Regions from separate parts of the Mus musculus genome. Here region 2 is linked to region 1. Evidence: chromatin loops called from intact Hi-C (ENCODE). Cell type or tissue: left cerebral cortex. All regions are shown on one strand. Each heading gives the region's core, and the rest is flanking DNA. Links, peaks and the distances in the headings are about the cores only.

Region 1 (15,215 bases), core at 2,518-10,517:
TGTGATGACAATATGAGATCTGACATTATAGACTCCTCTCTCTCTCTCTATATATATATATTTTTAATTGTTCTGCTCAAGGAGGAAGAGGATGATGAATTCAATATGGTTTTAGTTAAGAGACAATGGGTTATACTGGATCTGGTAACACCATATGGTTTTAGCTAGGGGACCATGGGGTCTGCCAGACCTGGTGGTCCATGCCTGCAGTTCCAACACTTGGAACGTCAGAAGCATCTGGATATAAAAAATCAATCAATCAAACAAACAAACAAACAAAAGCATCAAACCCCAAAGAAATAAAAGGCATGGGTTTGGAACCTTCTTCTCACTGTCCCACTGAGCCACTATGCACTTGTGCCCCATGTTCTCCTGGCCCTCGGGTAGGGCCAGCATAGCTGACAGGGTGTGGGGAGCTGGATGGGGCTTCCTCTGTGGAGAAGGCATCTGGGAGAGTATGGTTTATCTGGAAGGGACTGAAATCATGCTAGACTCTGCCCGTGTTTGTAGGGAAGACCTACCCTAGCCTAGCCTGGATTTATCCCGTCAGCCACTCTCTAGAGTTCTGGGGTAGCTGCCAAAATGGGGACAGGTTTGCCTTGGCCCCTGCCATATGCTAGAGCATTCATCAATACACCGCCAAACGACAAGAAAAATCCATAAGACCAACAAAACTGGCCGCGGGGACATTGGAACATTCACCCATACACAATGACAAGCATCTCCAATTATTTGGTTGTTTCTGTACATCTCTGTCACACAGAGATGGGAGCTGCTAGGAGGGAAAGCAAGAATAGATGTCACAGCCCTGCCCCTGGGGCCCTCAGGCCCTGGGGGAATGGAAGGGGGATACAAAGGAGCCTTGGTGAGCAGCAGGCAGGGAGGTGGGACCAGGACATATGGCCTCCTACAGAACCCACAGCTCAGCCAAGGTCAAGGCTCTGACACCCTGGGGGGCCACTTCCACAGTCCATCCTAGAGGCAGAGTTTGGAAATCCCTGGAAGGGATTCAGTTCGTGCAGATGTGGGGCATTACCCACAATGCCTTCCAGGAGACTTAAAGAGCTGGAATTTCTCTTAAAGAGAAGGAAGTCCAAGTGGCAGCTTGCTGGACTTCAGAAGCGGGTTCCCCGTGCACTGTGGAGAGACACAAGGAATAGCTTGGCGGGGCTGGAGAGGTACGGGTGCTGAGTAGGAAGCCCTGGGCCAGTCGGAGCTCTTCCAGAAGAGGGCGAGCGACACGGGTTAAAAACACACTGATTTCCACCCAAGCTTATGCTCCCGAGTAAATCGACGGCCTTCGCGCTCACGAAACTTAGTGTGCTGCCTCAGCTCTGTTCCACTGCGTTTAAACCAACTGGGCCTTGTTTTGTTTTGTTTTTCCCCTTTTTGCTCCTGATACGTCGAAGGCCTTCAAAACTTGTGGCACGTAGTGAGGGCAGGTGCTGAGGACGTTGCCGAGTGTCCTACACTACACAAGACACCCTCCGTGACGGGATTATTCTTCCTGAAGACGAAGCATCTCTAGGTGGAGTCAGTGCTCCTGCGAGAGAGTGGGATGGGCTGTTGGGGAGTGTGGTCCTCAGAGCAAGAGTGTCATTGCTGTCCCAATCAGGACAGAGGGGACTGGCCACAGAAGGTCCACCATAAGCCTCGGCCCTCACAGAAGGAAGGGGCGGGGAGGTCATCAGACCCTTACTTGAGATTAAGTCACTGCCCTTCAGGCCTCCCCCCTGGCTGATATAATCCCACTTAGTAGCACATGGTCTTGGGGGATGTCATAGAGCACCTGGAAAGGTGACCGAAAGGAGGGGTGCCATCTATATAGGTGTAAGGAACTTGCCATCCATGTTGGGGCAAGACTTTCTAGGGACGCAGCTGTCTGGGGGCAGGTCACCCACATTCTAGTAAGTAAACCCAGTACTTCACGGGGTGGCCAAACTGGACTTGGTAGAAATGTTCCTTTGGTCTGCTGGTGGTGCCCTGTCTTTGGGTGGGTAGACATTTGTTCACATTTCCCCAAGGCCCCCTCTTTTCCAAGGAGGGTGAAGAATGGGTTCTATCTGCTTGTGCATGTGGGGGTCTGGAATGAGCGAGGAAGACTTCATGGCCACCGAAGCCCTTAAACCCCATTACTGCCCTGTCTCCAGACAGCAGAGCCGAGAGAAGCTGTGGACGGTTCTGACCACTCCTTCCTCCCACGGAGATTTCCATAAGAGGCCTTTCCTGAAACACTAGGTGCTTTCCATCTCGAGTGGCTCCTTTCCAAACCATGAGGGAGGGAAGAGACCCCCACAAAGTCTGTTGTTCTTACTGAGAACCTGGGTCAAAAGGGACAGAGGCATCAAGAGAGCCACGTAACATTGTGAAATCCCTCAAGACTCTAGTTCTGACTAGAAAGCCTGGTGGCCAAGTGGCCCTACAAAGCTGATGGGACTTTATTTACAGTAGTCCTGAGGAGGGGCAGATGGGGAGGGGCCATGACAGCAAAAGCAGAAGGCAAGCAAAGACGCACGTCTGAGTGTCGGCCTCCCTGCCTCAGGGGAATGGTGTCCTCCAGGGCTCATAAAACATAAACAAAGGCTCCCCACCTTGTTTGATTGTGTGTGTGTGTGTGTGTGTGTGTGTGTACACGTGTGTGTGTGTGTGTGTGTGTGTGTGTGTACACATGTATGTGTAGATGCCAAAGGTTAACCTCGGGCATTTTTCTTCAGGGAGCCTTCCATCTTGTATTCTGAGACATCTCACTGATACCTGGAATGTACCAGTTCAGCTAGATTGGTTGACTAGTGAGCCCCGGGAATCTGACTATCTTCCCCCCCCCTCCCCCTCCTCCTCCAGGATGACAAGAAGATGCCACTCTGTGAGTTCTAAAAGCTGGAACTCTGGTCATCTTGCGTGTCTGACCAACACCTCTCTTCCTGAACCTTTGCCCCAGCCGTTGCCCCCAATTTTCCTGATGAACTTAGGTGATTCTTTTAAGGCCAAAGTTCAGACAGATTCAGTCCATAAGTAACTGTGGAGAGCTAATAGATATTTTTGCTAAGCAAGTTCAAGCCAAGGTTTTCAGAGTCCCTGAGTAACTGCAGGGACAGCTTAGCTAGCTCCTCCTTGGCGTGTCTTCAGAGGAGCCTTGGAAGTTCATCAGTCTGCCTGACGATCACTAAACAGCAGACCCTGTGTCATGGCCTCTTAGGATAACCAAATATCAGTTGGCAGATATAGTGCCAAGCACTCTGTATAGATTAACTCACATATTCATATCATGTTCATAAGATACATATGCAGCTGCCATTCTGTGAAATGCATTGCAGAATTCCAGGAACTTGTTCAAGAACACACAGCTGTCCACAGCAGAGCCAGGAGTTGAACCCAGGAAGTCAGACTTCAGGGACCATCGTTCAGAACATCATACTAGACAGTCACTTGCCAGTCCTTGGGTCATGCAGACGAGAGAGGGGAGGGGAAGCTGAGGCTGAAGGGCCTGAGGAGTAACAGGCAGAGCAAAGACTTCCGCTCACCCAGTGCTGGACAGTCAACTCTGTTCGCTGGCAGCTTCTCATTGGGTCCTATGAGGACTTGAACTAGATAGGAGGCTCTAGGGAGGCAGGCAGGCAGGCATGTGGCAAGTGTTTTACACACACACACAACACAACACCACTCCTGCACATTCTTGCATTCTACCCAAAAGGAATGCACAGTCTCAGCCATGAAGACTTTGTCTCTCCCCTAAGAGCGTAAGAGCAGTTAAGGAGCTTCGTCCATGCATCCAGCTTAGGTCCCACTCTAAGCCCCAGGCTGCAGGGAGCCTGCCCTGTAGAGTGATGGCGTTCCATCTCTGGTCACAATGAATCACACTGGAATGTCAGAAGCATAGGGCCTATTTTTGTTGGTCATGAACCTGGGATTGTTCCTGGGAGGCCACTGCTCCAGGACACAGAACCTGGTAATAAAAGCCTAAACTGATGAAGGCAGAACTGAGAAAGAAAAATAGGCAGAAGCTCAAAGATGTACGTTAAGCCCCTGGAGCAAACTGCGCCCGAAGCCAGGATCCTTGGACTCTTTTTGTGAATCAACAACTTCTCATTTTTTAGTTTGGGAAATGGTGAGCTGCTGTGCCTCAAAGTCCCGGTGTGTGCAGACACACCATCCATTGGCTTACAAGCAGGAGGTGGTGGGATGTTAGCACGAGCTTCGTGGATCATCTGTGTGTCTGCACACACGGGGACTTTGAGCCTTGGTCTCCTCAGTCTGTTCCCAGCAAGCCCAGCATCCTTTACCAAGCTTTGCCTCTTTCCCGTTTTTATTTATATTGTTTACAAAACACGGAGGCACAGCAGCTCACCATTTCCTAAGCTAATTTATTATTAGGCATGTGTATTGTATGGGACACACACACACACATACATACACAGAGATACACACACACACACACACATGCCAGAGGAAGATGCTGGGTGTCTCTTCTATCGTCCTCTTTCTTATTCCCTTAAGAGAGGGTCTCTCACTGAACCTTGAGCTGAACCTAGTGGCCAGCAGATGTTATCCTCCCATCTCTGTTCCCCATAGTGCTCAAGTTGCAGGACTACGCATGACCAAACTTGGCTTTTTCACATGGGTGCTAGCTGAGCTTGGGTCCTCATACTGTGTATGTAGCAAGTGTTTTTCACCCACTGAGCCATCTCCTAGCCAGGGATCCCAAAGGATTTGCTGGAACGGCACGACCTCTCTGTGGATACACTGCGCCTCTGACCTAGCTTGCTATTTGCAACTAAGGGTGACAGACTAGACAGACAAGGATACAGGGGTCGATTCGTCTTCTCTACTGGGAGGTTTTGACAAACAAAGGCTGGCGCCTTAAGTGACAACTGACAGACAGCCACCTGACCCAGCAGCAGAGACCGAGCTCGGTGCGTCTCCTAAGTGTGTATGGTGCAAGAACTATCTTCTTGGGTCAGTTGTCAATTTTATTAACTTGAAACTGACACCCTCCAAACATAAAGGAAGGACTGGAGAGGTGGCTCAGTAGTTAAGACCACTCACTACTCTTGCAGAATTTACAGCCCAAAATCTGTTCCCAGCATCCACTCCAGATAGTCCAGTCCCAGGGTGGGGGGCATCTGACACGTGTAGTATCTAGGGCACCTGCAGTCATGGGCACATACCTTGCCCTACACACATATGCATAGTTTAAAAAAAAATAAAAAGAGGAAAGACAGGGCAAGCATCCCCTACTCCTCTGTATATTTTTTTCCTCTGGTTTCCAATCTCCAGGAAACCCTTAGCAAGTTTCTGGTCCCTCCAGATGCATGGATGCCAGCCCTCTGCCACCCCTGAAGTATGGCACCTCAGGTGTATGTGTGTGTGTGTGTGTGAGAGAGAGAGAGAGAGAGAGAGAGGGAGAGAGAGAGAGAGAGAGAGAGAGCTGCCATAACTGGACCCCAGGGCACCCAGATGTGATTGTGTTTGCATTCCGACTGGTTGGATCACTCACGCCTTGTTTAGTCAGTTCCCCCCACAAACAATCACTCCTGGATGCATTTAAAACCCTGCGGTTCATCTGGGCTGGCTTCGTTTTGAGGAGAGGGAGAGTTCACTTGTCTAGGGCAAAGAGGGATGGATTGTGTAAAAGTGGCAGTGTTCCTGGCCGCCTGCCACCTTGATCCCTTCATTCTCTCCAGGGATGGAGACTGACTCCTCGTGGAAATGCCTCTGAGCCCTTCAGAAGTTCCCGGAGAGGAACCGGGGCAAACCCTGCTAAACACGAAGTGCTCCTAATGGCTTCTCGATTCTCAGAGAACGCTCTGGCAGAGGGGGTGGGAAATGTCTTGCCAGCCCAAAGGGCAGGGCAGCAGCAAAGCCAACACTTACTGAGCCTGTTGGTAAACAAACCCGGAGAAGCCAAGGGAGCTTGGCTTGTCCCCTCTTGCCTGTCAGACAGAATTTAATACCCCCTGTTCCGGCTTTTCTCCCTCCTGTGACCCAAGCTTGCTTAATTTCTGCTTACAGTGTGGGTCTCAGAGGGAAAGACGGGACTGGTCATAACAGAGGAGGGAGTTGCCTCTCCAGGACAGAACCTTATACCAGTGTGGTTTGTGACACTGTCTACTTTACAGGAGCCTAGACCCCAGCTCAGCCAGGTTTTAAATTAAAACCAGGAGGAGATCGGGGTGTAGCTCAGTCGGTAAAGTGCTTTCCTACTATCCAGGGAGCCCTGGGCCCAACCTTTAGCAACCTAGAAACTAGGTACAGTGTTGTATGCCTCTAATCCCAATGGAGACAGGATTAGGCCCATGATAATTCTCTATCATTGGGAGAATTGGAGGTCAGCTTGGGCTACTTAAGACTGTTTAAATAAATAAATAAACGACCCAAACTACCAACCAACCAAAACAAATAACAAAATAGAAACAGGGAAGCTGAGATGGCTCAGGAGGTAAAGGTGCTTGTCGCTAACCCTGACCTGAGTCCAAACACCAGAACCCACATAGTGAGAGAAGCGAACCTGCTCTCTCAAGCTGTCCTCTGAGCTCCATTCAAACCCTGATGCACGTGCCTGTGAGCACATGCTCCCACCCCCAAATAAGATGTAATAATAAAAGCTTGGAATGGCCCTGAGCTATGGCCTAGACATCAGAATTTAGAAAATAATTATGTGTATGGGTGTTTTGCCTGCATGCCTGCATATAAATACTGAATATCTGTGTACCTTGTGTATGCCGAGTGCCTACAGAAGCCAGAAGGGCATATCAGGTCCCACAGAACTGGAATTACAGAGGGTTGTGGCCCACCATGTAAGTGCTGGGGATCAAACCCAATGCCTCTAGAAGGGAAGCGAGAGCTCCTAACTGCTGAGCGATCTCTCCGGCCCTGGCCTCAGCCTTTGAAAGCTCTCCAGCTGACTGCAGTGTGCAGCCGAGGGTTCGAATCTATGTCTCCCCTAGTATGGCAGCTATGGATGGCTGGTGAACCCTGGAAATATGTAAATCCAGACTGAGATGCACAGTAAGCGGGGGTGGGGGGTGGGGGGGGTGGGGGGGTGGGGGGGGGTCCGGGAGGAGGGGAGAAAAGGGGTAGGGTTTCAGGGACTGTGAAAAAGAGAATCTAAGCCTTGTTATGAGTGAGGGTGCCGTGTGGATCTCAGCTGGAACAATGTTGATCTGTCCTCAGCGAGACTGGTACACATGTATGGGCAGGGACACGTGGGCGGTGCCGAGGGGTGGGTCAGAAGTGGAAAGAATCACTCAAGGGGAAGAAAGACCGGGAAAGAGCAAGCAAGCGTGTGTGTCTTCCAGCCATTTTAAGACATCATCATTTCCATTTATAAGGAGAACAAAGCCCCAGTGAGCCCCTTGACACGCCCACGCCCACGCCCACCGGGACACACACTTGTTCTGTTACAGGCCCATGAAGTCACTCTCAGTGATCGCGGAACGGCCAGGGAGGCAAAATCCACAGCGCGGGATAATTGGTGCCAAGCAAAATGCCAAGCCCCTTTCTGTCTAGTCTTCTCAAGAATGGCAAAAGCAAAAACGATCCTCTAACTACGCACAGCTAGAAGAAGCAAGAACGCAACAGGGAGAGGCGAGTCAGCAGGAGACAGACAGACAGACAGACAGACAGACAGACGGACAGACAACCAGGCATAGTTTCCGCAGGAACAGAAACTACACAGAAACGCCTTCTGCCTCCGTGCAGCTGGCTGCTGGCTGAGCCCACTGCCTGGGAACTGGCTGCTTAGTCGGACAGAACCCGCCTGCACCCTGAACCCTGGCTATTCTCTGTCCTTCAGCTGAGTGGCCCCCACCAGGTCTCACCTGTGATGGCTCATTTTTCTGTGTCAACCTGACTGGGCCACAGAACTCCCGGAGATTTGGTCAAGTATTCTAGATGTTTCTAACAAGGCCGTTTTTTTTTTTTTTTTTTTTTTTTAAGAGGCAACAAAAATTTTATCATTTTTGCTTTCCTTTGCTTTGCATTTTCTGGCAGGGTCTCACTGATGGCCTTGAACTTGCCTCTGATCCTTCTGCTCCAGCTCCTGGGTGCTGAGATCACAGCAGTGTGCACACTGGGTTTATCCGGTGTCAGGGGTTCTGCATTCTAGGTAAGTGTCTACATCGCTAGTCCCACAACAAACATTTTAATTGGTGATACAAAGCAGATTGCCTATTCTGATCTGGGGGCGGGAGGCTTATCCCAACATCAGGAAGTCTGAATAGAACAAAAAGACACCCCCCCAAAGTGAGAACGGACTCCCCCAGGGTGAACACCCTTTGGAATGGAAGGGAACCATCAGTTCTCTGGGTTTTGAGTTCCTCCCCACACTCTGAATTTGGACTTCCTGGCCTCTGTAATCGTGAGAGCCTTCTGATGCCTTCTGCTGTCTCCACACCCACATTTCCCTAGTGTTTCTCTAGTGGAGTCCTACGGACAGGGGTAGCATCAGGTCATCTCTCAGTCTGGTCTGCAGCCTACCGGATCATCTCCTAATGTCAGCCATGGTCTCTGACTTCCTGGGAGTGGGTGCTGGAGCTAGGACAGTTCCGTGGCACACACAGCTTCCTGGAATAATGGGAAGTGTACCCCAAAAGTGTGAGGGAAGTGGGCCTGGGAGAGGTGGAGTGTGGGACGTGAAGAATGAGTAGTTACTAGCTTGTCTTTTCTGCTGTACGTTTCCATCTTCCCACAGATGCTCTTACATCTGAATGATGCAGGATTCGACAGTTAGACTCGATTTCTTGATAAATCATGGCCAAAGATGGCCTTGGATTTACTTTCTTGCCTCTCCTGTTATTGTGTTTCCCTCCTACAGCTTCTCTGGCATTTTCTTGCTTGTCTCTGTTGCCCCAGGCTCTGCTTTCTAGACACCCAACTCCATCTTAGTATTTAAAATTCATTTGCCTCACTAGGAAATGACTGCTCTCTTGTTTGATGGGGGCCCTAATAGATACCCACTCCACATGATCTGACTTTTTTTTTTCCTATTATAATTTCGATAATTTTTGCTCTGGTTCTAATTAAACTGGCTGTTCATTTGAGAAGATGCATCAGGCCTGCCAACCACAATAGGAAAACACACGCAATCAAATGCAGAGTTGTGGACCCAGTTCTAACTGATACACCTAGTACACAAATCCTTGTACCTACAGTTCAGGAAGAGGGGGCAGAAAGACTAAGAGCCAGAAGGTTGGGGAGTTTGCTGTGAGGTTGTCAGAAGCTTAATTTATGAAGTTTCCCCATGACTAAGTTACATGTAGACTGTACTGAAACAGAGCTGAAGAAGGACCACACCAATAGACATGCTAATGTGGTCCAGAGAAAGCCCACAGAGCCCTAACCCTGCACAGAGAAGTACAGGCCACTAAGGAAGGTGGAGAGTGGGAGAAACAGTCTTCCCCAGGGAAGAGCATACCAACTGGTTATCCAATACCGAACGGTCGGTCTGAAAACATACAGACAAGTAAACATCCTGTAGACTGGGCAGGTTGTATTTTATACACATACACACACACACACACACACACACACACACACACACACACACAGAGAGAGAGAGAGAGAGAGAGAGACAGAGACAGAGAGACAGAGAGAGAGGCAGAGACAGAGACAGAGACTAAGAGAGAGAGAGAGGCCGGGAGAGAGATCCAAGGACTTCCGGCCTCTGTATTTCTATCTCTGCTCCCATTCTCCTAGCACATATTTGAGCTGACGTGCTGCAGGAGAATGGAGTCAGCCATCCTGGGTCACGTCAGCTCTTCACTCAAAGGTAGATCTCACTAACTCTTGAATGCTAAAAAATCAAAACACGATCAGAAGTCAGAGCTGGGGATGAACTCAGTTCACAGAATGCTTGTTAGTATCTGTGAGGCCTGGGCTCTGTCCTTGAGCCTTGGATAAAATAGTCTGGCGGCTCATGCCTGGGATATCAGCTCCTTGGATATAAAGGCAGGAGGATCAGAGGCTCAAGGCTATCCTTGGCTAAGTGGTAAATTCAAGGCCAGCCTGAACTACATTAATTCTTTATCTCAAAATAAAAAAAGTATATATAGTTTAAAGTTTCTAATGAGTTTCTGTTTTTAAAAAAATCAGATTTTTTAATAGAAGGTAAACTAACAGGCAACGTGGTAGGACCACCTGCAGATGGCCTTGGATCCTTCCCTAGTCATACCTGCCCGGGTACAGTAGTTCCCGCCCTGGTACATAGCAGCCCTGTGAGCTCTGAGAGTTGGTTCTGGCTGTTCTTTCCACCGCTGTACTACCAGGTAAGGAGAGGAACTTTCCAGAGTCCTTAGAGGTGACCCTCCCTAAAACACTTCCTTGTTTCTGAAAAGTCCAAGGTCAAGGGATAAGATTTTTGTGTATTTTACTAAACCGCAGAGAGAAAAATAGAAATACACGTTGAACGCGAAAGTTAATACCGTGGTCACATTGAGACACGATCTGCAGCAGGAAGGGGTGCAGTGATGGATGACAGACTCGGTGACACACCACGTGAGGATGAGAGGCCAGTCTGTCAGGAAGGAAGGTGAGGATCCTGGGTGGAGGAGTGAGATAGACCCTGGAGCTGAGCATGGTGGGATATGCCAGCCATAGCAGCATCTGCAGGTGGAGGCAGGAGGATTGCAGACTCTAGGCTAACATAAATTACTTGACAAACCCTCTTAAAAATGTAATAATAATATAAAACAGAGCTAGGTGTAGTAGCTCACACATATAACTTCAGCACTCAAGGGGCTAAGCCAGGAGGACTGCTTGGGTCTGAAGCCAGTTCGGGACACACGGTGAGCAACAGGTGTGCCTGTGTGTGTGCATGTGAGTGTGTACACTATGTGCCCCTGTGTGTGCATGTGTGTGTACTGGGTGTCTGTGTGTATGGAATATGTGTGTATTGTGTGCCTGTGTATGTGCATATATATGTACTGTGTGAATGTGTGTATGCCATGTGCCTGTGTGTGTGTGAGAGAGAGAGAGAATATGTGCATGCTATGTGCCTATGCAGTGTGCATGTGAGTGTGTGTACTGTGTGCCTATGTATGTGAATATGTTTGCACTGTGTGTCTGTGTGTGTATGTGTGCATCTGAGTGTATGCACTGTGTGCCTGTGTGTGTGCATGTGTGTATACTGGGTATCCGTGTATATGTGAATATGTATGCACTGTGTGCCTGTGTGTGTGCACTGTGTGCCCGTGTGTGTATGTGTGCATGCCTGTGTGTATGCATATGTATGTACTGTGTAAATGTGTATGTGCCATGTGCCTGTGTGTGAGAATGTGTGCATGCTGTGTGCCTATGCAGTATGCACGTGAGTATGTGTACTGTGTGCCTATGTGTGTGAATATGAGTGCACTGTGTGTCTGTGTGTGTATGTGTGCATCTGAGTGTGTGCACTGTGTACCTATGTGTGTGAATGGGTACGCACTGTGTACTTTTGAGCTTCCAGAAATGTTTACCCTGTCTCTGCCTCCTATCGCCCTGTAGAAGCACTGAGCCACCGCTGGAGTTTTGTGGGTTCTGCGGACTGAAACTCTGGTCCTTACACCTGAACAGCAAACCCTTTCACACACATCCCCTAAGCCCAGCAGGATGGAGACCATCAAGGCCAGGGAGGCAACTGCTACCATCCAGTCCTTCGTCCTTATCTAGTTGTGCCCTAAGCTCTATTTGCTTACCTTAGGACATGACCAGAGGCAGCACTCCCCCTCCCCCCAGCACCGCACCACCACTATCAAGCCATCACCTGACTTGACACTGTTTTCATTCTGGAACCAAGCTTGGAATTCATATGCACTTGCCTTCTGTCTCCAACGCTGTGGCCTGGGGAGCGGTTGGTGTCTCTATACTGACTGAAAACCTGAGACAGAGAAGGTGATTTTTCCAAAACCAACCTAGTCCTTAGACAATGGAGTCTGGGAACTTGGGTGCAGGACCAGCGACCACTATTATAGGCGGTGGGTAGATTACACTCAGCCACAGGTACCAAAGGAAGACAGATAGGGAATGGGGACAGACACTGTCCCTCCTGGGAGTGTCTCACTTGCCTTGGTGGACTGTACACAAGACTCTTGCTTTTTCTCCTCTTGACAAGTCCTGTTTTGCAGGTAAGGAAACCGTAGCCCAGGGAAGAGGAAGGGCACTAGAACACCAGAAAGCAGAACTGACTGTGGTCACAGGGTGGCTTGCTGAGCCAGCCAGGCAGGGGTATACAGTTTACAGCAGGTCACCTGGTACTGCTGCCTGGCTTCAGAGCAGGGTTCATGCAGCATGTCACCCACCAGGCTGAGGAGTGACAGGGCTGGAGTCATGAGGGGCATCACCAGAATCAGAGTAGTTCCTTACTTTCACTGTTTCTCCCAGTTCCTTTCTCCTCTCCCCACTACAAGGCCTGCAATACGGATGGATGTGTGGCTACGGCCATATGGGGGCCATACTCAGAAGTGAGCACCTCCTACATGCCTGGTCTCTGGCTCCGAGAGTCTGTGAGGGTCTCCTCCTTCTACATTGCTCTGTGTGACAGCAAAGATGTCACACCCTGACAGAGTCCTCTAAATCAAAATCGCAGTGACTTAGGAACCTTTTTCCTAGAATCTACACAGAGAAGAATTGGAAGCAGGGCCTCCGAGACGTGTTTACCCCACACCCTTTCAATGGTGTGAAAAAAAAAAAAGCTCACAAGGGCTGAGGGAATAAAATGACCCAGTTTTTCCCCTAACAGGTGAATAGAGATACAAAGTAGAAACAAAATAAGGTCCATTTCTGAGGGTGACCACGACTCAGCCTTGAAAAGAAAGGAGATCGGCACGGGCTACCTTATGAATGAGTCTCAGGAAGATTATGCTAAGTGACGGGTTCAGATGCAATGGGACAAATTCTTACAGGCATCTCTAAGGCAGTCGACTGGGTAGACAGAGAAGGCAGAAAGCTTGGGTGCCGGGAAGGAGGGGGGAGCTGGTGTTAAATGGGCACAGGGTGTAGCTTGGACAAGACAGCAAGTTCTCAAAATGGGTGGTCATGTCAGCCGTCCAGCGTGTGGTGGTAGCTCACATAAAACGACTGTGGAAGTGAGTGTCCTGTCAGGTATATTTTACTATGAATAAAAGCTAAAGTGACCATGCACACCACAGGCGCGCGTGCACAGCATCACAAGCTGAGGGAACTACCACAGAGGGAAGAAGAAAAGTCATTTTCTTGCCGTTGGAACAGGGCACTTGCACGTCGCTCCGCACTGGATCCTGCACTCCCGACCTTTGGACACACCCCAGCCATCCACCTCAGCTGACTTCCCGAGCTTTGCAGAGGCCGTGTGCTCAGATACAGAAGATCTGGGAGAACTCGCCCCTGCAGAAGGGCAGAGGGCGCAGAGGCTGGGCTCCGTGAGCCCCTCTTTGCCTGCCTTCCTTCTGGAAACCTGGCTCTCACCCTATGTGGTATACCAGGAGCTCATGGGAACAGCTGAGGCCGCCCCCCTCCCCCCGACCCTGACGTGCTATGCACCACGTCAGGGCTAGAGCCTGGATTTGGGGACTTGGAGAAGGACAGGGTAGCCCCTCCCCCTCCCCCACATTCACACTGTAGTCTCTTCCAATATGGATATACCTTCTTTACAGCCTCATTTATCTGTAGGCAGGCGGGGGTCTCATTTATTCCAGCATGGCCTCAGGCTTATCTGAGGTTCAGGAAGACCTTGCATGTGCCACCATGACCAGTTGGTGACATGCTGGGAATCGAACCCAAGGCTTGGAGCAGGCTGCATTAGGGCTCTACCGACTGAGCCATATTCACGGCCACATCTTGTTGGGTTACGGTGTTGTATTGTTTCTTAAAATCACCCTTGCCGGTGTGCTGGCACAAGCCTGTGACTTCAGCACTCTTGAGCGATAGAGACAAGAGTGTCTCGGGTTTGGAGCCAGGCAGGGCTGCACAGTGAAGTCCTATCACAAAGAGGTTGAGGAGACATCGGAGCTAGGCAGAGCGCCGGCCTAGCACCACAACCCAAAGCCTTCTTAGGAGTGCGCCCATCTTCACAGGCAGGATGTGGGCCTCACTCCCCAGAGGCCAGGCCTTCTTAGTCTCCTTGAGGACAACAAGATCCAGCTAAGGCAGCCCGGCTGCCAGAACTGCCTGCAAAGTCTCCACTGGGAAGTCCCAAGCACAGCTGTGTGGCCCGGGCTGGCTACCAGGGCTAAGGGTTTTGTGGGAAATATTCTGAGAAGATTTGGGGCTGGATGGGGGTGGAGTCAGGGGCTCCCTGGTCACGTGGGTCCAGAGTGCCCTTTGCCCCCCAGACCTGGGCTGCAGATACTAGTTGGGATTTGAACACAGGTTTGTGGGTTGAGGTGTTCAGAACTTAGTCCTGCTGACCCCTATTGACTGAAAACTCCAGCTGCAGCCTTGGTTCTTCTGAGCGCCTGTCCAGGCCTGAGGGACCTCTGTCTCCCCTCCCGCAGGCCCGTGGTCATGGCTGCCAAAGCAGGCAGCAGGCCGTGCAGATGGTCTGGGCAAGGGTCTCCACAGGGCTCTGGGTTCTGGGTGGAATTAAAAGCCAATAACCTCTCGGTAGGAATCAGGATGATGAAAGGAACTTCGTCCTTTAAGGACAGACAGGAGGCAAGTGACTGAAGTTGCAAAGAATGCTGTGGTTGAACTTTTTTTTTTTTCTTTCTTCTGTTATTTGTTTTCTGGCACAATCTGTCTCTGTGACTGGGCTGAGGGCTGTGTCCCTGCGACAAAGGCCTCTTTCTTATGACAATTTAATAGCTCCAACACGGGACAGCCCTGACTCTCCCATGGGCCCCACTCTGAAGGTTGCTGAAGGAGGTAGAACACCGGCTGCTTTGCTGCCGTCTGGTTCAAACTGAACTGAGGGAGATCTGGAGGAGAAGGACTGGCCTCCCAAATTTTAACCTCCTCCTCCTCTTCCTCCTCCTTCTCCTCCTCCTCCTCCTCCTCTTCCTCCTCCTCCTCTTCCTCCTCCTCTTCTTCCTCCTCCACCTCCTCTTCCTCCTCCTCCTCCTCCTCCTTCTCCTCCTCCTCCTCCTCTTCCTCCTCCTCCTCCTCCACCTCCTCCTCCTCCTCCTCCTCCTTCTCCTCCTCCTCCTCCTCCTCCTCCTCCTAGCAAAACTGCCAAAGGTCAAGGGGAGCTGATGCGTGGCCGTGGATGGGACATGGATTACGACGTGAATTCCAGGCTCTGTAGTAGGAAGTGGTTTAGAAAGCTA
Region 2 (15,215 bases), core at 2,705-10,704, 84 kb before region 1:
AGACTTGAGCCCAGAGACCTAGCAAGATAGATCCAGTCATAGAAATGGCAGGTGTTGGCTGGGCAGGACACTGTTGAGCTATGACTCCATCTTTAAAGCTGGCAATCCTAGGAATAGTCCCCAAAGAGCCCCAAGACCATGAAGATCCGTGGAAATGAAAAGAAGTCATCTCTGGGCAAGACTAGAGACTGGCCCATTTTTCCTGCTAGAACCTAGATGATTGGCAGCTGTCTGAGTTGGGGTTTCTACTCCTGCACAAACTTCATGACCAAGAAGCAAGTTGGGGAGGAAAGGGTTTATTCAGCTTACACTTCCACATTGCTGTTTATCACCAAAGGAAGTCAGGACTGGAACTCAAGCAGGTCAGGAAGCAGGAGCTGATACAGAGGCCATGGAGGAATGGTACTTACTAGCTTGCTTCCCCTGGCTTGCTCAGCTTTTTTGCTTGCTTTCTTATAGAACCCAGGATCACCAGCCCAGGGATGGCACCACCCACAATGGGCCTCCACCCTTGATCACTAATTGAGAAAATGCCTTACAACTGGATCTCATGGAGGCATTTCCTCACCTGAAGCTCCTTTCTCTGTGATAACTCCAGCTTGTGTCAAGCTGATGCCACCTGGGAAAGCAATAATTGATTGAACCACAATATGTGATGCAGATAAAGCCCCTTGGCTGAGTCCGTCTTACAAGTTCAAATGATGCCATCAGATGGCCAGTGTGACCAGCAAGCCACACGGGCGCCTACAGGTATATCTTTCCCAAGCTGTTGCCTATAAGAAGACATGTTCCTGGGGTGACAAGGGTCTAGAGAAAGGGTTTGGAAAGAGGTGCATGGGGGGTGTTACCAGTTTCCCTCACAACAAAGAGGAGAAGGGAGGGCCAGGATACAGGAAAGGTACTTAAATAAAGATAAAAACCAACCCTGGAAAGGCCCAAACAGCCCAGTGGTCAGGGTGGGGCGAGAAACCAAGACCAGCTCAGATCTCTGGTTAACCACATCCCTGGTTTCCACTCAGAAATCTAATTAAACCGCCGAATACCTGAACGCCAAAGTGGGCTTGCCAGAAACCACAGATCCCCTGAGAATCAATTTAACACACAAACAAGTGTATCTGTCGAAAGGCCAAAGAGGAGAGGTCGGGGGCAGAGTTCACCCTGGGAAGAGGTCACTGGGAGTCATTTGCTACGGGAGGTAAACCCCAAGGTGTGGCCTGATTCCTCCACCATCCCCAAATAGCTCTAAGGACAAGCAAGCTCTTGACACCCAAGTCTAAAAGTGAAAAAATGTTAGAAACTGAAATGGCAAAAAACAGCATCCTCGGGCACAAGCCGTTTCCCTCTCACCACAAGGGGGTAAGGTACAGAGAGCTGGGAGGCTCGAATATGAGCACAGCCTGTGCCCCAGGGCTAATAACAGGTACTCAGTGAAAATGTCCGGTCCCGACTGGAGACTGGATGCAGGCACCGGATAGCTGATCACAACCCAGAGCAGGCCGAACCTTCTGGGCTCGCACAGGAAAGCACGAGAAGAAAGGAGATCGCCTGAACCCAGCCCTGATCCTGGCTCTCTCTCCACGGCTCTGCCCCCAAATCTGACACCTTGCTATAGGGCTCAGGCTCTAAACCACAGGCCACCCAGCTGTACAGGAAAGGGCTCATTAGTAAAATGTATAAAGTTTCCATTGAAGCACAAGGTTCGCTCCTACGTGAAAATTTGAGGCTGTGGGACAAGCAGGAAGAGAGGACTCACCCCAGAGTGCCCCTAAACAGTGAGACCATGCTCCGCGTAGCCCTCCAGTCCCCACACCTCCACACCAGGCGCTTTCCAAACACCTTCCTTCCCCAGCTCTGCCAGGTTGGGAGTTCAGGTCGACAGGTGAATTCTGCTGGGCCTAGGTAAACAGCCTTGGAGGCACTAATCTGTGCCCGAAGGCCTTCCTCCCTCAGGTGAGATGACAGCCTGATATCACCAGGCTGAGGGTAATGTCAGATGGGACATGGGCACCAGAGCACAGGAAAACTGCAGCCCAGATAGTAAGACTTCACGAGTACACTAGGCCACCGAGCCTTGCCATCCAGAGATGGACAACTGCAGGGCAACTCTGCTGTCCCTGGGTTCTTTGAGGGAATTTAACTCCTAATAGAGGTTGCTTCCTCTAGGCTACAAGCTCCCCAGAGCACAAGAGGGAGGGAGGGAGGGAGGGAGGGAGGGAGGGAGGGAGGGAGGGAGGGAGAGAGGGGAAGAGAAAGGGGTGTACAGTGTGGACTAGAAAGTGTGTGTGATCGATGGCTAGCAAGGCAAAAGGGTACAGCTACAGGGGAAGGCAGGGTGGATCTTGAATAAAAAAAAAAAATTAACCATGAAATCACAACATGATCCAGTCATTCCACTTTTGTTTGCAGACCCAAAGGACTAGAAGCAGGAACCTAGACGAATATTTACACACCCAGAACGGTGACAGCATTATTTACTGTGGCTGGAAGGCCTCGGCAGAAGGAGGTGACATTGGGACTCAGGAAGGAGAAGCAATGGGTACATGTTACTACAGCATGGATAAATGTGAGGGCATTGTGCTAAAGTGACTAGCAATCAGTCAAAGTCGCAGATAGGATAGTAGATGGGTTTCCAGGGCCAGGAAGATGGGAAACGGGGAGTTAGTGCGCCATCAATATGGAGTTTCTCTGAGGGCAAATGCTATCTGCGGAAGTTGGGTGACCACTGAGCAGTGCACAGACCAAGTGCCACAACTGTACACAGAGAAACAGACAAAGACTGTAATTCTTACCTTCTGCATATCTTATTATGATAAAATAATGGATTTTTTTTAATGAGTTAAGAAGTCAGATCTGCAGACACAATGACAGTCACCTAACAGTTCTGAGCGCCTTCTGAATACAGAGGAAACCCCTAAAGGCCAGCACCCCCCAACACCATTGTCTCTATAAGTAAAGCAAGGCAGAACCCCTCCTGACTTGGCTTCTTACGAGAGGCCACAGGCAGAGGAACGAAAGGAACAGCATAAGTGTCTAAGGACGCATCCTGTGGGCACTGTCTTTACAGCCTGAAGCAGGGGGAAAGCCCATAGTCGCGTGACTGGAACTACGTCTACAGTTGGCTCACAGAGCATGCTCGCTGGAACTGGAGGGCTGACTAGGTTAGTTCTCCCATCCCAGGCTCCCCAGTCCAGTGAAGGCAAAGGAAAACAGATTGATCAATTTAAATGAGGCCAGGAGCCCACTTGTTAGGCAAAAGAAATGGATGCGCAAGAGACACCAAAGATCAGCATCTTCTGAGCTCAGCAGCTCAGAAGGCCGGGTAAGCTCGCAGAGCGGAGGGGTTTGATCTATTTCTAGGGTTGCAGAACTCCAGGTGCCCCAAACACAGCCACTTCTGTCTAACCACACACTAAGGCACCTGGATTCGAGACTTCTGTGCGAAAACCTGTAGCAACAAACCAGATCAGGGAGGAGGAGGTGATGATTCACGGCGCAGGAAGGATTCTTGGATGGAAACCTGCCGCCTCAGCATTCTTGCAGGTCGCGGGATTCCTCTGGGCTTTGGGACTTTCACAGAATCCAACAGGAATGGTATTGTATGGGACCCCCCCCCCAACCTCCTACCCCCTTACAGAATCAAACAGGAACAGTATCATATGGGACCCCCTCCAGCCCCCTACCCCACCCGAGGCATCACAAGCTCAGTCTAGGAAGCTAAGCTTGAGGGATTCTGAACAGAGCACACTTAACCAGCAGCCTGACTGAAATGCCATCCTCTTGTGAACCCCGGGCTCTACCACAGCGGTAGCCGGGGCTGCTAGCTGGGTGCGGGGGAAGAAGCAAAAGCAAGAGGATGGTATGTTCAAGGCCAGCCTGGGCTACGGCAGGAAGGACCTGTCCCAACATTAAAAGGATAATTTGGCACAGAGGATGCCCACTGACTCCATGGAGACCTTTCTGTTGACATGGTCACAACCCAAGGTCACAGTGGTCTGCGTGGACGCTGTTGCAAAGTAGCCCAGTTGGGGGACACCTTCCAGGCTTCCAGGGCCGCACATATGGGAGACGGACTGCAGATCTAATGTGTTCCTACACTAAAGAGTTTCCTGTTATGTACCCGCCCACGGCACAACCGTCTCGCTACGGACAAAGGACACACAAATTTGAGAAGTCTCTGAAAAAAAAAAAAAAAAAAAAAAAAAAAAAACAATACCAACAAATGACAAGAACAAAGGAGACTGGAATACGAGAAGCGAAGCCCACAGAGGCTGCCTGGAGGAGGTGGAGCAAAGGGGTCTGCGGCCAGGAAAAAGCAGTTGTTCCCTGTCTTCTCCTGTATAATGTCCCCGTGAGCACGTGAGAAGCACAGCCCACCCTGCTGCCTCCTGAGCCCCAGACAAATCCAAACAGAACTAAGGTGGGGCAAGCAGGGGACGTGGCTAAGCAAGGTCTCCAGGCCGTTCATCCTCAAGCAAGCCACAGTCTGAAGGCATATTGAAGAGGGCTGGGGACAGTCTAAACCAGACCTGGGTAGATCCAGGAAGAGCTGTGGTTCCTTGGGTTAGTGGGGGCGGGGTTCAAGGTCAAGTCCTGAGAGAGAGGGACAAGAGCAAGGATGGAGAGCCACCCCCATGCCCATCCTGCGCCCCTGCCCCTCTCCCGTAATACTTCCTGCGATGACCTTCCAGGTTGTGGGCTGGGAACAGGAAATGCCTTGCATCAGGAGGAAGAGCAGAGACTAGAGATCTCTCCCACTACAAACTACAGGGTGACAGGGTGTAGCAGCTGAGGCAGGAGGATTGTTTCAAGGTCAAGGCCAGCCTGGACTACAGAGTGAGACCCAGACTATCCAAGACAAAACAAAACAAAACAAAAACAATCAAATAGTACAGGTGGTGGGGACATTCCGGATCCTCAAAGAAAAATCAAGTCCAACAGCCAGACCCTAGATGTATGCTCTCCTGGGACCGAAGGGACCTCCCAACTGCCGAGCCTCATACAGATGTCATCAATGCTCTGTGCAACCAGTCACTCCACACTGGAGAAGCAGAGCTATGCCGGAAGCAGGCAGCCCTACGCTGCACAAGGCGTATGGAGGAGCTGTGTGGGGCGAGGAAGTCAGAGAGGCTTCCTGGAGGAAGAGAAAATGAATTTGCTCACTGTAGGACCTTTGCTGAGGAGAGACAACACACGGGCTTCAGCAGGCCAAGAATCAACCTTCTCACACATGATCTTGTATGTGAAGGCCTTCATTCCCAAAGTCCTTCACGCTGGCTCCCCAGCCCCCAAAGGAAATCTCTTACAGAAAGACAGACTCTCTTAACCACAACTCCCTCAATCCACTCTGAGGCGAGAGCAAGGCTGTCAGTCCCTTTAGCTGCGACCAGGAAATTCGACCTCAGCGAGGTTTGCACGCCAGGGGCCTGACACACCTGCCACTCCTGGGTCGTGAGTCACCTGCGCAAGCACTGCACCACATACTACTCAACCATGGGGCAGGCTGCTCATGGGCTCCTCTCACGCACACCGGATGTTATCCATCTCCTGCCTCCAGAAACGTGTTGGGACAGATCGGTTAATAACCCAATTTTCACTCAACAACATGCCTGGTGGAAGTTCGATGAAGTCGGGGACGGAGAGATGGCTCTTTCATTTGGCGTCTGGGCCTCCCATGGGGTCCTTGGGGGTGGAGGGTGGGGTGTCCTGATCCTGTTCAGCAGCTGTCAGACAGGATGGGTCAGTGGGGATGGATGGGAGATGGAGGTGGCCTCTCAATTTCAGGCCTTCTGGGAACAAAAGCCACCCACTTCTTGTGCTCCCTCAGTCTCCATTTTTACAAGATGGCTTTGTAGCATACAGGATGAGTTCGGGCCCCACTCGGGACACCAATGGGGTAATAGGAATCGTGGGTCAGAAGCGTCAGATCCTTGTTGGTGCCCCGGGGGCCTGATCAATACACCATGGTGCAAGCCAGATGTTAACATGTGGGGAATCTGGGGAAAGGAGACGGGAGAGGCCGTATTTGCCGCTTTCCTATAAATCTAGATCCGTGCTCAATTCAAAGGTTAATGTTAAAGAAAAGGCAGTAGTTTAAATCCTGCTGCCTAGCAAACACAGACCTGCGGGGTCACTGAAGCAGTTGCTAGCATAATTCGCAGGAGAAGGTCAAGCCAATGGTCCTGGAGGTTGGAGGTGTTGAACGACTCTTTGGAAGTGGGTAGGCCTGGCAGGCTCAGTGAACTTTTCGTGGTTTTTAGCCCCATGCCTCTGTGTCCCCTCCCTAAGAGAAAGGCTGTGTGAGAGATGAGTGGTGCCCTTCGCCTCTAAACCCTCTTGGAAATGTCTTCCACTTGTAAGGCTTCTCCAACGTTCAATCGACAGACTTAAAGAGGACAATCTCTAGAAACCAGTCGAGATGCGTCCTCCCAAGTGCAGAGAAATACTGAGGTACTAAGGGACTCCCCCGCCTTGGCATTTGCTTGCTGGGGCTAAGTTTGGAAATACCTAAGTATCCAACAGTAGACAGTAGCAATCCTTTGCTTGGTGGCTGCAGAATTCAGTAGTGCTACGAGAGTCATAAATGGGGATCGGAGGAGAGGCACATGAACAGGAAACAAAGTCACGAATACTGTGGATTGTACACCCTCAGCCTGACCCTAGAAGAGGCCCTTTGAAACCAGTCTCACTGACCAAGGACCCACAGACGATCTCTCCAGGACCCATTCTCCCCGTCCCCATACAACAAGAAACTACAGAAACGTGCACCTGGCAGAAAGCGTCCGGTCGCCACAATGCTAGATACACAGCGCTTCTTACTGGAGAACCGTCCAGAACCAGCCTGGGCATCCACAAGCACCTGGGTGGAACCAGGGGCAGCAGGACCCCAGTTTCTGCAGGACAGTCAAGACTCATAATACTTCATTTAAAACATTTTTTTTTCTTCCTATGCTGCCTAGCCTGCCCTCCTTGCGCAGGTGCTGACTGAGACCTCAGGGCTCCTGGGCACTCACCAAAGCCAGTCCCTGGCTGAATAGCTTCCTCTGTTGGAGGGAGTTCTGGGGTGGGAAATGGACCACCACACACACACACACACACACGTTCCAAAAGAACACCTCAGGACTGCTGACAGGGATCGGTGGGGGAGGGGAGAAGAAATCCATATCTGGAAATTGTCCCCAGGAAACCAGGACCAGGGGGAAAGTTCTGGAATTAAGGGTGAGAGCCCAGGAGGGAAAAGGAAACAGAGGAACCTGGTGTAATTTAGGGTGGGGAAGCTCTATCATTCATTCAACAAACACCTACTCTCAGACAACCTCGTGACAGGTACCAACCTCCCTACTACAACGCAATCACAAAAGGACAAGGAGGAGAGAGACCTATTATTGAGTACTGACTCCTATGATTTACAGTTATGTCTCAAGACCTAAGGCAAAAGTCTTCTTCATCATAAAAGTCACACCAAGAGGAGGAGGATGGTAGGTGCAAACACTGGACCAAATTCCTGCCCTGGTAAACTGTACTCACATGGTGGCCAATACCCATCTCTCCATCAACTCCACAGCAGCCCAGTCCTGAAAATAATGCAGTATCCACCAAGCGCTCCCACGGCTACCCAGCCCCCGTGGCCTCTTGCAAACACTGTGCCTCAGCAGCCCGCTGCGTGCAATGGGCAGCTTCCTGGAGAGGCATGGCTAGCAAAGCAAAGGGTCCCAAAGGACCAACCCTGCCAAAAGGCAAGTGCCAAGAAGGCAGGCGCTCTCTGTCCTGGCGCGGGGTAACCAATGGCTTATCCATGCCGCAGGACAGGACGATGAGCCCAGAACAGCCGCTGACTACAGAGATCTGAGCTAGTAGGGTCCACCTGAGGGTTGCTAAAATGATTTCCCGGACGTCAATCCTTAAACCTTCAAAAACCAACACAAGGCTAAAGAAGGGCAAATCAAATCCACAACTGCGCACTGCGGGGGGGAAACTTACCTCCAGGTGAAAGAGCGGCTGGGAGATGGAAAGACAACCCACGGATGATGGAGACCAGGTCGAGAGTCTTCTAAATCCAGTTGATAAGCACCAAGTAATCCACGTTAGGGGAACCCCAACCCTTTACCCCACTGTCCATCCAGCGCCCAAAGCCAAAGTGCGGCCACCACGCCGCGGCCCCGCGTGGGTAGCGCGGAGATTACGCGCTTCGCCTCCCAGGCGGCTGCCGCGCTATCTCCAGGAGCGGACCGGCGCCAAGAGCAGCGGGCGGAGGCCACCGAGGGCTCTGACCCGTGCATCCCGCCTCCTCGTACAGCTCTGCGCCTTTCTTCTATGAGCATCGCCAACGCAAACACACAATCCGCGCTAGGAGAAACCCCTATGGCGAATCCAGACTATCCTAATAGAAGCCTCGGGTTTGTAGTCGGGCAAGGATCCTGTGGTACAGGGAGGACGCTCGCCAGGCAGCAAAGCCCTGGAGGCGCAGAACCACAGCGTACAGCCCGAAACAGAAGAAGTGAACACTTTCTGCGCCACCACTGAGCTCTGCGAGCCGTTGGGCCATTCCAGCCTTTTTTATAGAGACGGGTTTGCGGGTGGGCACGGCCAGAGGGCGGAGTAAAGTGGTCGATTGGCCGAATGGTATCCTGGGAGTTGTAGTTTTGTCTTCTTACTCCTTCCGCTCATGGAGAATATTGGCAAAGGGTAGACTCACCACAGCTACCTCCCTTCGCAAACTTTGTAACGAAGAGATTCCATTCTGTTCTGGAATTTATCTCTTCTTCTAGAAGTTATCTCGTTGCCTTAGTTTCTTTTCCGTTGCTGTGATAAAATACTGTCAAAAGCAACTGACACTAAACAGCCACTTAATTTTTGACAAAGGAGACAAAGTCATACATTGGATTGCATATTTTCACCTTGTAAATAAATCAACTCAAGGCTGCATGAAAACAAAAAGCTGTGGAAAGCAAAGGAACCTGTAGAGTTAAGTGACAGCCCACAGAAGGGGGAAATCTGTGCCAGCTACAAGGGGTTACTATCTAGAATTTGCAAAGAAACGCAGACATTAAATACCAAAGAGGTAAAACTGCCAATCAAGAAACGGGCAGCTGAACTGAATTGACAGAGAGAGAGAGAGAGAGAGAGAGAGAGAGAGAGAGAGAGAGAGAGGAAAGCCAAGAGGAAAGGGAACTCAGATGGATAATAAAGGAAATGCAAAATAAAACTCTGATGAGATCTGTCCCACCCCAGTGAGAATTACTGTTGTCGACAAGTCTGTCAGGACACATTGGAGAAGCTGGGCAGAGGGAGTAGCCCTTACTCACTGTTGGTGGGAGGGGGAGTTAATTCAGCCAGTGTTCAGGTAGATCAGTTGGGAGATTTCTCGAAAAGTTGAAAATAGAGCTGCCCATATGACCCAAAATTTTACTCCTGGGTATATACCCAGAGAAGTCCATATCCTACCATAGAGTTTTTTGCACACACACACACATACACATACACACACACACATACACATACACACACACACATACACACACACATACACACACACACACACACACACACACACACACATACACACACACACACACACACACACACACACACACACACACACACGGTGTTTATTGATGCTTTATTTGCTACAGCAAAAAACCCAGCCTCAATCAAGATGTCAATCAGCAGATAAATGGATAATGAGAATCTGGTATGTATACAAAATGAAATACTATTCAGCTCTTAGGGAAAACTGAAATTTCAAAATTTTTGCAGGAAAATGGATGGGCTTAGAGTGGATAATATTAAGCAAGGTCATATAATCTCAGAAAGAAAAAGCCGTGCCATCTGCTTCATATGAGGAACCTAGCCAAAGCTCTGTGTATACACGTAAACAAGTACACGTGGGCACAGAATAACGTGAAGAAAAGAGAACAAGAAAGCCCAAAATATAACGGAAAGAAGAACTAACTGCAGGTAGTGGTCACAGTTGCAAAAGACAATGCAAAACCAATCGCTTTTATGGTTCTAACACTTTATTTTTTCTATTTTTTTTTTTTGTGGCGGGTGAGCACATAAAAATAAAATGGGAAATGGCAGTGTAATATATATTATATACATATAATATATATACTATATATATATTAAAGGGGTTGGGTTTGGTTTTTTAGCATCTTAAAAAAGAATGGGTTTCTTTTAGCTCACATTTCACATTTCAAGTACAGTCCCTTGTAATGAAAAAGGAAGGCAGCAGGAACTTTAGGCAGCTGTTCCTGCCACATCCACAATCAGAGAGTAGAGGGGTAAATTCACCCTGCTGCTCCCTGTTAGACAGTCGAGGACCCCTGCCCAGGCAATGGTCCTGCCCACAACTAAGATGGATCTTCCCATACCAATTAGCATAACCAAGGAACTCTCTCACAGGATTCCTGAGAGCCCTGTCTCCTAGATGATCCTAGATTCTGAGACAGGGTATGCATATTTAATAGGACAAGAGAAAGCCAGGTGTGGGCTTGCACCTGTTACAAGACTCAAGAGGCTTAAATGAGGGAATGTCTAAAGAGTCCATAAGTAAGCCATTCTCAACCTATGGGTCATGACCCTTTGGGGAAACCAAATGTCCCTTTCACAAGGGTCACATAGCTGATATCCTGCAGATCAGATATTTACAACAGGATTCAGAACAGTAGCAAAATCACAATCATGAAGTAGCGACAAAAATAATTCTATGGTTGGGAGGAGTCACCACAACACGAGGCGCTGTATTAAAGGGTCGCATGCAGCGTTAGGAAGGCTGAGAACCCCTGCAATAAGCATATGCATGCATATATACATGCATACACACAGTGACAGGACTCATTTCTATTCACCCAGATAAGAATAATGGGGTGTATTGGTTACTATTCTGTTGCTGTGATTAAAAAGAAAAAGAAAAGAAAAGAAAAGAAAAAACAAGACCAAAAGCAACTTAAGGAAAAAAGTATTATTTTAGCTCTGCTCTGGTTCTAGAGGAATAGCTTCCTCATAATGGGGGACAAATGGCTTGGCACAGCAGATGGGGGAGCAGGGGTAGGAAACTGGCTGATACCATTTCATCCACAAACAGGAAGCAGAGAGAAAGAACAGGAAGTGGGGGTGATGCTGGGAACTGCCCCCCAATACCACCCTCAGTGATGTGCTTTCTCCGGCCAGCCTGCGCCCCTAAATTTCCATAACCTCCCTTAAACAGCACCGCCAGTGGGGACCAAGTGTTCAATGACCTGTAAAGGACATTTCTCATTCAGATCACCACATGGAGTTAGAGATGGGGCAATGGAAGCCGTGCCTAGGCCTCCCCTAAGCCCAGTCTTCACATTTCTACCCAAGGCCCTAATGCACTGTCCCCCACTGAAATCGCAAGCTCTAAGCAAGCTCTAAAGTTGGCCCTGGCTTCCTGGCTCCTTTCTGGTGCTGAATGACACCCATGGGGTTCCAGTGGCAGCATAGAAAGCTTAGCACTGATCCCATTCTACAGTACAGCTGCCCCATCCCCTGCTTTACAGGACAACATGGACAAAGGTGAAGATCAACAGCGCAGATGACTGGCCTCCTCAGGTCTGCAGCGCAGAGTCCCAGAGAGAGGACCTCTGCCCAGTTTCTCCAGGAGATCTCTCTTAAAGTAGAGAGCCATGTAGCCATGGCAGGGAAGGACCGCTGTCTTCTCATGATGGTACCCGAGCCTGGGGTGGGTTTCCATAGCTGCTGGATCTTCTGCTCTCACTTTTCCTTCCACTCCTCGGTATTTACAATTTTATTTTTAACAGCGTTAGCCAGTATTCTGTACGAGGAATGTGGAGGAGCAGAGTGAAGTCCATGTTCAGTAGGAACTCCTGATTAGCTAAGGAAACAGATAGATATGGATATAAAGACACACACACACACAATCACATGGGTTACTGCACACACATATCTCTGCTCACTATACTATGAAGGATAAAATGCAAAGACACCCCAGGACCAAGAAATACCAGGCCCAGGAGTAGCTTCTAATACTATTGTCCTATATAATCAGCCAGGGAGACTCGGGGAACTGGATGAATCTGGGGTCAAGGGCCAGAAAAAAATGTAGGAAGAGTCTTGGCCATCTTAGAGTGCTAGTAAGTAAGAAAGTGTTAAAATGTACAGAAATACCACATAGTAATATGATTATGGCAAAGGGATATAGAAACCAATTCAAGCCAGGTCTGGTGGTTAGGCCTATGGCCCTAGCTACTTAGGAGGCTGAGGACATAAAGATCACAGGTTCAAGGCCAATATGGACAAAAGAGTGAGTTCAAGACCAGCCTGGGCAACGGTAAAATGCCATATTAGAAATGAAAAACCAAGAGAGCTGGGCGTATCACTCAGTGATGGGGTGTGTGCCTGGCTCTGGGTTCAATCACTAATACTATGTAGAGAAAGAGGGAGGGGCATGGAGGAAGAGGAGGAGGACAAAGAGGAGGAGGGAAGAGGGAGAGAATGTGAGCAAGCTAGCATGCAGGAAGGGGAAGGTGGGAAGGGGTGAGGAGAGATGGGAAAGGAGAGGGAAGAGAATGGAAGGAAAAGGGATAGAGGAATGAGGAGGAGTAAGGAAAGAGAGTGGGGGAGGGCACAGAGAGGAGGGGAGGGGAGCTGAGAGAAGGAAGATATCAATTCACTGAACCCTGGGTATCAGAATCTGCATCTACTGATGCGAATGGGGTTTTATTTATTTTAACTTTGCAAGTAGGCATAAATACATATATAGTTCTAATCAAAACCTTTTGCAAGTCAAAACTCCTTGACAGAGTATTTGCCTTAACCAAGTGGAGCCCCCCATCTCTCCCTGCAGCGTTCTTTCTGCATGTCCCAGAGAACCTTCCTGCCCTGCCCGGCAAATGAGGCAGAGCATTCAAAAATGTGTTGTCACGGAGGGAAAGCAACAGCATCTGCGGCTGGCCTGATGCCACACGTACGAATCTCTCAGATCTCTCAGGATATGAATATTGGCTGGTTAGAATATGCAGATGAATTTGGCACTGGTGTCTGAAAAATGAAAGGGAAAAAAAAAGAAGAAAGAGAGAGATCAAAGGGAGGCTTACACAAGGAGAAAGGCGCATGCTAAGCTTCCTGGCAGGTGAGCAGGGCGAGAGGGCGGGGTCTTCGGAAGTCAATTGCTGGGTTTTGCTTGTATGGTGCAGAGATTCAAATAGCTGAAAAACAGATGCAGAAAGAATTGGGGGGGGGGGTAGCGAGGGACACTATGATTCAGGCAAGTATCCCTGAGCTAGCAAGTTTCAAATGGGCCCAGCCCCACCATTTATAGCCGTGGTCCTGTGAGGGGATCTTCAGACCCCGGATATCACACCACGTGACACAGCGCTCTCTAGCCTCTTCCCGCCATTTTACGTGTTCAGTTCTCAATCACGGACCCCAGAAATCTCAGAAGTTCTTCCAAAGTCTTTACTAAGCATTTATATATGTGTAAAGGCTCGGTTTTTTGGCCCACTCTCTCCTGCTGTCCTGAGAATAGTCTCTTCTTCAAGACTACACTTTTTTTTTTCTCAAATTAGACCTGAATTGGCCATTTCTCCTCTTAGCAGCTCTTTATTGTCATTCCCATGATGCTGGTCTCTTTAGGAATATTCTTCAGACTTCATCAGACTTGTCCTTCAGGCTCTTGTGATACAGCCCTTTCTGTCAGGACTCTACCTAGCACTGACTCTCTTCTCAAAATAGTCATTGTTGTGTTCGTTGGACTCTCAGAATGCTCTGTCTTTGACCATTGACGTAGGCCGATGTTGCATTCACAGCTCCTTCAATGGATGCTAAGTGTACTTAAATACCATAGCTTTGCTTGCGTTTGAAAATCCCCCTCAAGAGATTTAGTCAACATTATTCTGGTTTAACTTGAAAGACAAGACTACATAGCTAAGAATGAAAGAACAGATAAATGGTGCTTTGGAAGTAGACAATCTCACTCATCGCCCAAGTTGTACAGGATCTCCAGATGCCTTGTCCACAAACTTCCACCCCAAAGCCAGCCATCACAGCAAACTGTCCAAACTGGTAGAGGTTGCTAGCCAGTGTCTATGTGCCAGAATCATTGTAGCAGATAATTTTTTTTTTTTTGGTGGTTTGTAGAATTGTGGAGGATAAAGTTGTATTTTCTGAGATTGTGTGAAAAATGGGAATGAGTAGCTTTCTGTGTGAAAAGCAGAAATGGTGGTGATCATGCATTCACTCAACAAACATCTACCTGGCCCTGCCAAGTACTTTGAAACTATGCACATCACCGTGGATATCATGGCAAAGACAAATATGTTCTCTTTCTTTGTGTGGGAGTCAGGATACATAGGTGAATGACCAAATTAAATAATTATGCAGTTCAATAAGAACAGGAAAAGATGATGTAAGCCTGATTTATAAGTATGCGTTATTTACTTTGCTGTGATAAAGTACCAAGACTAAGGCAGAAAGAGTTTATTTGGGCTGATAGTTCCAGAGGGAGAGCCTATAATGGAGTCATAGCAACAGGAGACTGAGACAGGATGCTGAGCGATCATATCTTCAGCCACAAACATGAACCAGAGGATAAACTGGAGGCCTGCTCCATTCATGGGCCCAAACCTACAAGGGACACTTCCTCTTCAAACCACCACACAGTGGGAAAAGAAGCTCGGGCTTAGAGAGGCTTCTCCCAGGAAGAGATAAGTTACAAAGCTGGTGGCATGAGACTAGCCCTGGCAGGTGCACATAGACAGTCGCCCGCATCCGACTTGGGGACACGAGTGAGTTATCTGGTAAGAGAAGGTTTCCAGGGCCGGCCAGCCTTTGTCTCTAAAGGAAGATAGGGCATTTGGTAAAAGGATGTGATGTGGGCGTAGGAAGGTTAGGAGAGGAAGTGCGTACCTGAGGTGGCACGTAACGCTAGAGAAAGCAGAAGACCAACTTCTCATCTGGGAGTGTGGCAGTCATGTCCCTGAGACTTCCATTTTCTCTTGAAAATACTTCATCTGGCACCCGGGATGCCGATCCAAGAGGATGAAGGACGGGGGGGGGGGGGGGGGGGGGGCGTGGGGGGGTGATTCACGCCTTCTTTATTTTACAGATGAACTAAATAAAATATGGCCATGCCTAAGGAGGCCCTACCCAGATGATGAAAGAAGCTCTATAATGCAAATATTACTAAAGATGACAGCTGGGTCAGTCACCTCAGGTGCCCTCCTTTCTCCTTAAGT

Evidence for each region. Peaks named below come from ENCODE experiments on the same cell type or tissue, not always from the same donor. Only the 100,000 strongest peaks of a DNase experiment are listed, where the experiment ranks them.
Region 2: a loop joins it to region 1, with 2.4 times the contacts of the local background. A loop is called at or near these places in 6 of 42 quality-filtered maps.

What each region holds. Positions count from the first base shown.
Region 1 is chr11:113,277,845-113,293,059 of GRCm38, forward strand. All of the region lies in intron 7 of Slc39a11 (solute carrier family 39 (metal ion transporter), member 11), which reads right to left. Among named protein-coding and RNA genes, the nearest start is that of Gm51927, 24 kb to the right of the region's middle. In left cerebral cortex, for the core only: no CTCF peak of the experiment used is centred there; DNase peaks (open chromatin) are centred at 5,691 and 7,336.
Region 2 is chr11:113,193,314-113,208,528 of GRCm38, forward strand. It overlaps 2610035D17Rik (RIKEN cDNA 2610035D17 gene), which reads right to left and starts at 8,525. Exons shown (of 3, transcript NR_015556.2): 1 at 7,978-8,525. 4732490B19Rik (RIKEN cDNA 4732490B19 gene) reads right to left here. Exons shown (of 4, transcript NR_040276.1): 3 at 13,077-13,187; 4 at 10,002-11,854. In left cerebral cortex, for the core only: no CTCF peak of the experiment used is centred there; DNase peaks (open chromatin) are centred at 3,485, 6,568, 7,743 and 8,549; H3K4me3 peaks cover 2,774 bases; H3K27ac peaks cover 1,175 bases.